Linked DNA regions of Homo sapiens: region 2 is linked to region 1. Evidence: chromatin contacts called from ENCODE Hi-C or POLR2A ChIA-PET data. All regions are on one chromosome and are shown on one strand. Each heading gives the region's core, a stretch centred on a gene start or an enhancer-like site at or near the end of the contact. The rest is flanking DNA. Distances are from core to core; before and after follow the strand shown.

Region 1 (4,234 bases), core at 456-2,955:
GAATTCCTGACCTCAGGTGATCCACCTGCCTCGGCCTCCCAAAGTGCTGGGATTATAGGCATGAGCCACCACACCCGGCCCAGCTACTGTTATTTTTAACTGTTAATACAACTAATAAGTACCACTGCATGCCTCTCATGTACTAAGTGGTTCATATTACCACATTCCTCTCATAACAGTCATGTGGCACAGAGGTCATTATCCCTGCTTTATGAATGACAAGACTGAGGTTACAGAACTTTTGCCTAAGGTCACACAGCTGGGCAGTGGTCAAGTGAAGATTTGAACTTGGGGTATCTGGCTTCAAAGCCCAAGCAATTTCCACTATACTCTGCTTCCTTCCTCTAAAAATAACAGCTACTAGCTTTGTATAGGATTAGGCAAACCTTATCTTAATCTCCTACATTTATACAGGGATTTGTCATTTTTATAAGGTGCTTTTGATCCTGATTTTTTTTTTTTTTTTGAGACAGAATCTCCCTCTGTCGCCCAGGCTGGAGTGCAGTGGCGTGATCTCGGCTCACTGCAACCTCTGCCTCCCAGGTTCAAGCAGTTCTCTGCCTCAGCCTCCCGAGTAGCTGGGATTACAGGCGCCTGCCACCATGGCTGGCTCATTTTTTGTATTTTTAGTAGAGATGGGGTTTCACCATCTTGGCCAGGCTGGTCTTGAAGTCCTGACCTCATGATCCACCCGCCTCAGCCTCCCAAAGTGTTAGGATTACAGGCATGAGCCACCTCACCTGGCCTTGATCCTGATTTAAAAAAAAAAAAAGTTTTTTTTTTTTTTGTAGAGATGAGGTCTCACCACATTGCCCAGGCTGGTCTCAAACTCCTGGCCTCAAGTAATCCTCCTGCCTTGGCCTCCCAAAATGTTAAGCTTACAGGTATGAGCCACTTGGCCTCAATCCTGTTTTTTCATTAGGCTACCCAAGAAACACAAGCTAGGGCTGGATGGAGCTATGCATCTCATTTCGTAGATGAGAGGACTGAGGCTCAGAGGGCTAAGGGACTTGTCCAAGGTCACACGCCAACTATGTGCTGGAAGATCTAATTTGTGTGTTATTTTGAGATAGAGTCTGCTCTGTCGCCCAGGCTGGAGTGCAGTGGCACGATCTCAGCTCACTGCAACCTCTGCCTCCCGGGTTCAAGTGATTCTCCTGCCTCAGTTTCCCAAGCAGCTGGGATTACAGGTGTCTGCCACCATGCCCAGCTAATTTTTGTATTTTTAGTAGAGATGGGGTTTCGCCATGTTGGCTAGGCTGGTCTCGAACTCCTGACCTCAAGTGATCCACCCGCCTTGGCCTCCGAAAGTGCTGGGATTACAGGAATGTGCCACCGTGCCTTGCCTGGAAGATCTAATTTGAATTCTGATCTTCCAACTCCTGAGCTTTTCTCCCTGGTCCAAGGATGCCTTGCTATCATGTCAGTCACCAAAGAATCCCCTCAAGTGTGGCTCAATGTCACCAAGATAAGTGTCTTCACCATGATGTTTGTATAGGGCTCTATCTCAACATGGGAAAAGATGGCTGCTGACCACTGATAGGCAATTTCCCTCGTACCTCCAGTGTCTTCTTCAGAGTGGAGATGTTTTCACTGCAGACTTCCACGTTGTTCAGAGTCACCTGGGAGATGAGGAAGGAAGAACGTGACTTCCTGCTGACTGTGCCTGCCACCCACTCCAATGCCAGACTGGCTGACAGCTGTGCTCCATGAAGCTCAGAGAAGGGCTGGCTGGAGTTCAGACTTGCGCTAATGAAAACCCACACTGCTACATCTGAGCAGGACGCTCAGATCTTGGATTGGGCAGAATGGGGAAGCAGGCTCGCCCTTTCTTCTGTGCCTGATGACAGGGAGCCTAAAGCTATCAGGACCTCAGAGGTAGTGAGCTCAGGTTTCAGGTCTTCTTTTTTTGTTTGTTTTTTTGTTTTTTTGAGATGGAGTCTGGCTCTGTCACCCAGGCTGGACTGCAAGCTCTGCCTCCCGGGTTCATGCCATTCTCCTGCCTCAGCCACCCGAGTAGCTGGGACAACAGGCGCCCGCCACTACGCCAGGCTAATTTTTTGTATTTTTAGTAGAGACGGGGTTTCACCATGTTAGCCAGGATGGTCTTGATCTCCTGACCTCATGATCTGCCCACCTCGGCCTCCCAAAGTGCTGGGATTACAGGCGTGAGCCACTGCGCCCGGCGAGGTTTCAGGTCTTCTTGTACTGTGTTACCTACAGAGCAGAAATGACTCAGGCATACAGGTCCAGGATAAGTTCTGAGGCTCCAAACGGTCAAGCCCCAGGTCAGTGATACAAAGCCTGACATTCATTAAAGAAAAGCTTCCAGAGAGCCTGCCACCTATGAGGTATTTTCTCATTCTTTATCTCATGGAGTCTGCTAAATACCCCCATAGAACACGTATTATCAAGCCCAGTGCACGGGAGGAAATGAGACTCCTCAGAAGGTAAAATGATTTGGCCAGGCACGGTGGCTCACGCCTGTAATCCCAGCACTTTGGAAGGCCAAGGCGGGTGGATCACCTGAGGTCAGGAGTTCAAGAACAGCCTGGCCAACATGGTGAAACCCTGTCTCTAATAAAAATACACACAAAAAAATTAGCCAGGCGTGGTGGTGCACATCTGTAGACCCAGCTACCAGGAGGCTGAGGCAGGAGAATCGCTTGAACCTGGGAGATGAGAGGTTGCAGTGAGCTGAAATTGTGTCACTGCACTCCAGCCTGTATGACAGAGCAAGACTCTGTCTCAAAAAAAAAAAAAAAAAAAAAAGCTGGGGCAGGGTAGCTCATGCCTGTAATCCCAGCACTTTGGGAGGCCGAAGCAGGTGGATCAAGAGGTCAGGAGTTTGAGACCAGCCTGCCCAACATGGCGAAACCCCGTCTCTACTAAAAATACAAAAAATTAGCCAGGCGTGGTGGCGGGTGCCTGTAATCCCAGCTACTCGGGAGGCTGAGGCAGGAGAATTGCTTGAACTTGGGAGGCGTAGGTTGCAGTGAGCTGAGATCACGCCACTGCACTCTAGCCTCGGTGACAAGAACAAAACTACGTCTCAAAAAAAAAAAAAAAAAAAAAAAGTAAAATGATTCACGAAGGTCTGACAGCAACTGATTCAGCAAATATTTACTGAGCACCTGGATGTGCCAGGCACAGTTCTAGGCACTGAGAGAAAGCAATTAACAAAAAAGACATGGTCCACTCCTCACAGAGCTGACATTCCAGAAGGGAAGCCAGATAGTAAACAAATGCATTATATAATGCCAGGAAGAATAATAAAGCAGGAAAAGGGACAGACACTCAGAGTGACAAGGCCACAAAGCTGGAGCCAGGCTTAGAATTCGGGTCTCTGAGCTTCCAGATGGATAAACAGGTGGAGGTTCCTGGACAGTGGCCACCTGGGGAGGGCATGGAAGCTCCATACCCCTTCCCCCATAATTTGCCCTATTCATCTCTTCATCTGTATCCTATATAATATCCTTTATAATAAACAAATAAACTAAAAAAATGAATTCAGGTCTCCCTACTCTGGTCCAAAGATGACTTTTTTCATAACACGACTGTCTTACAGACTAGGTGCAGAAATACCAATGATAAAAGTAGCATGGAGGCCAGGCGCAGTGGCTCATGCCTGTAATCACAGCAGTTTGGGAGGCCGATGCGGGCAGATCACCTGAGGTTGGGAGTTCGGGACTAGCCTGACCAACATGGAGAAACCCCGTCTCTACTAAAAAAAATACAAAATTAGCCGGGCGTGGTGGTGCATGCCTGTAATCCCAGCTACTTGGGAGGCTGAGACAGAAGAATCACTTGAACCCAGCGGGCAGAGGTTGCAGTGAGCCAAGATCGCGCCATTGCACTCCAGCCTGTGCAACAACAGCAAAACTCCGTCTCAAAAAAAAAAAAAAAGGTAGCATGGGCACGGTGGCTCACACCTGTAATCCCAGCACTTTGGGAGGCTGAGACGGGTGGATCACCTGAGGTCAGGAGTTCGAGACCATCCTGGCCAACATGGCAAAACCCCGTCTCTACTAAAAATACAAAAATTAGTCGGGTGTGGTGGCAGGTGCCTGTAATCCCAGCTACTTGGGGGGCTGAGGCAGGAGAATCGCTTGAACCTATGAGGCGGAGGTTGCAGTGAGCCAAGATCGCGCCATTGCACCCCAGCTGGGGCAACAAGAACGAAACTCCATCTCCAAAAAAAAAAGTAGCATGGGGCAAAATTATTAAGGCACTA
Region 2 (4,281 bases), core at 773-3,272, 63 kb after region 1:
GGGTCTTGTTATGTTGCCCAGGCTGGTCTTGAGCTCCTGAACTCAAATGATCCTCCCTCCCCAGCCTCCCAAAGTGCTTGAACCACCGTGCCCAGCTTGGACTCCAACTTTTAATCTGCAGTCACTCTAGTACATAAGAATTAACCTGCTGCAAGTCCTCTTCACTGTAGAAGGAAGGGGTAGAAGTTACAATGTGCTTGGTATTCACAGGGCAGTGTTTATTTTGAGGAAGTCTGTGATGTAAAGCAGCTTTGAGATGTCGTTGGCTCTCCCACTTGTTGAATTGTCTAGCAAAAGTATGACCCTATTTAAGTTCACTGAGCATTTATTCTCTTATGTTTGAGTAGTCTGAAGTCTTGGTCGAAGGAAAGGCACCCCTCCTCCCTTCTTTGCCCCATTCTCTCCCATGAAAGTCAAAAGTTGTGTGGTCTGTCTTTTGGAAGGTCACCTTTTCCCCTTGGTGAAGATCTGAGACCAGAAATCCTGGCCAGTTACAGCCTTTTGTTGTTTGGCTTTAATTTGCTTTGACACAGCTTTTAGGGTTATTAGGTTTCAGTAATGAGAACATGGGAAATGATACTGTATTCATATAATATTAAAATTAAACAACTGTTATTTTTACACAACAAAAATTTCCAGTACAAAAACTGAGAACTGGAGTAAAGGTTCCAAACTTGGTGTTATGTAGAGATGGATTTTGGTTTTGTTGAAAGCTACTGAGACATCCATTTCAGAGATAACCATGTCCTTACTTGTTTTATGATAGTGAGTAGTGCTTAGTCTTACAAAGCCATCTTATAAGACGTTCCCAAAGCATTTGATATATGTTGACAGTTCTAGCAAAATAACCAAAAACCAAGTATCTAGCTTCTTGTCCTGTATTATTCCTTATGATTTGGAAATTGAACCTTTACTCTGTGGATTCCTGGTCTAACCATTAGAGCATGCCCATTGGGAAAGATCTTTAATCCTTGTTTTTCAGCCACCACAGTAGGTACATATATATGCAATATTAACTGAAACAAAAGTTTCACAAAACAGTAATTATCCTACTATATATGAAGCAACTTCATAAATTACATTTATTTCTGTTATGAAGTGCCTATTGTGCAACACATTAAATTGATTTTACGTCCTGCTAATAGGGCAGAACACTACTGTAGGCCATGCCAATGATACATCTTTTTTGTTTGTTTTGAGACAGTCTCATTCTGTCACCCAGATTGGAGTGCAGTGGGGCGATCTCGGCTCACTGCGGCCTCCGCCTCCCGGGTTCAGGCAATTCTGCTCAGCCTCCCGAGTAGTTGGAATTACAGGCGCCCACCACCACACCCAGCTAATTTTTGTATTTTATTTTATTTATTTTTTAGTAGAGATGGGGTTTCACCCTGTTGGTCAGGCTGGTTTCTAACTCCTGATCTCAGGTGATCTACCCACCTTGGCCTCCCAAAGTGCTGGGATTACAGGCATGAGCCATCATGCCTGGTCGAATGATACATCTTCATTTGACCCCTGCTTCTGTAAAGAATGCTGATTCTGCAGAACTGATCTAGTAACCTTAATCTAGCTGAACCTCATTTGAAGTCATCAGAACCAAAAGTATGCCCTTCATGTGGGTGGGTGGGTGGACCAGCCCTGTGGCATTGAGCTCTTGACAAGTGCTTAGGCAGACGGGTCCTATAGCTGCTACTGCTAGGAGTGAGTCAGCCACTACATTGTGTGGTGCCTTGTCTTGTTCTGTCCTTTTTTTTTAACCTGATTTCTGGTTAAGGGGGTGTTAAAACAAAAATTCAAATGTAAACTAGGAAAATCTCAACTCTTTTAAAAAATTAGCATGCCTTTAGTCAACATTTATCAAGCTTTACGCCAAACGTACTGGATGGGGACACTTGCAGAAGCTGTTGTATGTTGTAGGGTGAGATACATGGAAAATAGATGGCCTTTATGGGATCTGTAGAAGAAACTGAGGGTTTCTGGTATACCTCAAGTCCTCTGACTTCCTTGAGAAACTCATTAGTGTTTATTCAACTACATTTAATTAGAAAAAGCAAATTCTAATAGGATTGCTCATGACCACAGGATTGTTCTGTTTCTAAATAGTGAAAAACCAGAGAGGTCACAGAATAACAATATAAACAACCCCCACCCTCCATTTCCTGGTTATCTAGTTTTCTTACATCATTCCCATTGGGACTAGGATTCTCAGCTTCCAACCCTAGAATGAGTTAGTCTCACAGAGGCTTAAGTAATCTCTATTTTATTCATTAGAGCTTGTGTTCATTTCTACATAAGCTGCTTTTGGAAGAAGTTAGGGGTCTTTCCTAGTTAGAAGGAGTATCTCTTCTTAGGAAGGGGTTGTGTGATTGACAACTGGCACAAATAAATGAAGCTCTAGCTCAGTATGTTCATGTATCAATATTGTAGTATTTAAAATGTCCTCATGTCTCCGATTCTCTTGCTTTGTCCTCTCACTTCTTTAGCAGATGTCTCAAGAAAATATTGAGGAAGCAGAGTATATCTGTAGGCTCTTCTGACCCCTAGTTTTCTTCTGGATCATTTTGCTCTGTGTGCATGTGTATGTGTGTATGTGTGTAATAACTACACATAGAAGAACTGCCTTGGAAGGTTTCTGAAGAGAACTCTTAGTGTTTCATTTGGCTTTGTAATTCTAATGAGTTCTTATCTAACCAACTCCCTTCTTTTCTTTTTCAGATGAGTTTGATGCCTACATCATTGTGTCTTTCGTGAATGCCACCCTAGTGTTGTCCATTGGAGAAACTGTAGAAGAAGTGACTGACTCTGGGTTCCTGGGGACCACCCCGACCTTGTCCTGCTCCTTATTAGGAGATGATGCCTTGGTGCAGGTGAGGGTTCTCAGAGCTTACCTACTTGGCCTGCTTTGTTCTTTCTTGGCCTTCATTGTGATGCAGGCTGCTGTGTTCATGTCTCTTCACCCTCACCTTCCAGCAAGCCTTAGGGGTAGGGAACATATGATTTGGGCACATAATATCCCTCTCTGTATTTGCCATTTTTCTGTTACAGAGCCACATCACTGCAGCTTTCATCTCTAATAAAGATCTTTATAAGTGTTTTGTTAATAAGCTTTGAACTTCTTTGAAGTGGACACTGCAAAACATGAACTATTTAAAAGTTGACCTTGCCTGAGGCCTACTAACTCTTTTGTCTTTGATTCAACTGGTGCCTCAAATGCAGTGGCCCCAGGTCTGATTTTAGTGACAGATCTGATAGATGTGAGGGTCATTCTGAGTGATGAATCAAATTGTTAAAGTCAGGTTTCTTTCTGTTACTGACTCTAGGTCTATCCAGATGGCATTCGGCACATACGAGCAGACAAGAGAGTCAATGAGTGGAAGACCCCTGGAAAGAAAACAATTGTGAAGTGTGCAGTGAACCAGCGACAAGTGGTGATTGCCCTGACAGGAGGAGAGCTGGTCTATTTCGAGATGGATCCTGTATGTTATTTTATCATTCACTGTGGGACTTATTGTAGGGACCAGAGGGAAAGATGGGCATTGTAGTCTAGTCATTTAGATGATAGTATGGTGAAATCCTGTCTCTACTAAAAATACAAAAATTAGCTGGGCGTGTTGGCATGCACCTTGTAGTCCTAGCTACTCAGGAGGCTGAGGCAGGAGAATTGCTTGAACCCGGGAGGCAGAGGTTGCGGTGAGCTGAGATTGCACCACTGCACTCCAGCCTGGCGACAGAGCAAGACTCCGTCTCAAAAAAAAAAAAAAAAAAAAAAAGCGAGCTGGAGTGACAGTGTTCACAAACCAGTTTGGTCCCTTACAGAGATGGGGAAAAGGGGTAATTTGATGTCTAATTCTAGGTAGAGTTATGAAATCCCCTCTTAGCAGTGAAACACTTGCTCCTCCTGCATTTCACTCTCTACTTTTCCAACAAATATTTGGCATAGATTTAATTTCTGCAGTCTGAATCCATTTCAGAAAACTTCTATATGGAAGGATGTTCAGTACACTTAATTCTCTTGCTCTCAGGAGGTCTCTAGTGTGGCCAAATTTGTAGCCTGCCTGTACCTTTGGTTGAGATTTCTCTGTCTTTAACCATATTTGAATTCCCTTCACCCAGAATATTCTTGTAAAACACAGACAGTTTTATATGTCTCCATTTCCTGAGAACAAAGTTGGCTCAGAAAATTTGTGGCACATTGACCTTGTCAAAGGTCTGTTCATTCTCTTATTGATGGAAGATACTCATTTTGCTTGCTGTGAGCCTGTTAACTTCAGTCTTGAGAACTCA

The links. Hi-C counts contacts between places; a loop is a spot of excess contacts on that map. ChIA-PET counts read pairs that join two places held with the same protein, here RNA polymerase II (POLR2A). Pooled maps may share reads with other maps.
Region 2: a loop to region 1 is called in a map with no recorded cell type, with 2.1 times the contacts of the local background. The contact joins two enhancer-like sites. A Hi-C loop is called at or near these places in 1 of 37 single-sample maps with no recorded cell type and 4 of 50 pooled maps. POLR2A ChIA-PET finds 5 or more read pairs at or near these places in 11 of 52 experiments (B cell, CD8-positive, alpha-beta memory T cell, H1 and 6 more).

Annotation. Positions count from the first base shown.
Region 1 is chr16:70,488,771-70,493,004 of GRCh38, forward strand. It overlaps COG4 (component of oligomeric golgi complex 4), which reads right to left. Exons shown (of 19, transcript NM_015386.3): 13 at 1,560-1,622. Among named protein-coding and RNA genes, the nearest start is that of COG4, 33 kb to the right of the region's middle. Within about 2 kb of position 1,706, at least 2 of the 41 ENCODE cell types and tissues checked have a DNase peak (open chromatin) inside an H3K27ac peak, as active enhancers do.
Region 2 is chr16:70,551,734-70,556,014 of GRCh38, forward strand. It overlaps SF3B3 (splicing factor 3b subunit 3), which reads left to right. Exons shown (of 26, transcript NM_012426.5): 12 at 2,713-2,864; 13 at 3,318-3,473. Among named protein-coding and RNA genes, the nearest start is that of SNORD111, 16 kb to the left of the region's middle. Within about 2 kb of position 2,023, at least 3 of the 41 ENCODE cell types and tissues checked have a DNase peak (open chromatin) inside an H3K27ac peak, as active enhancers do.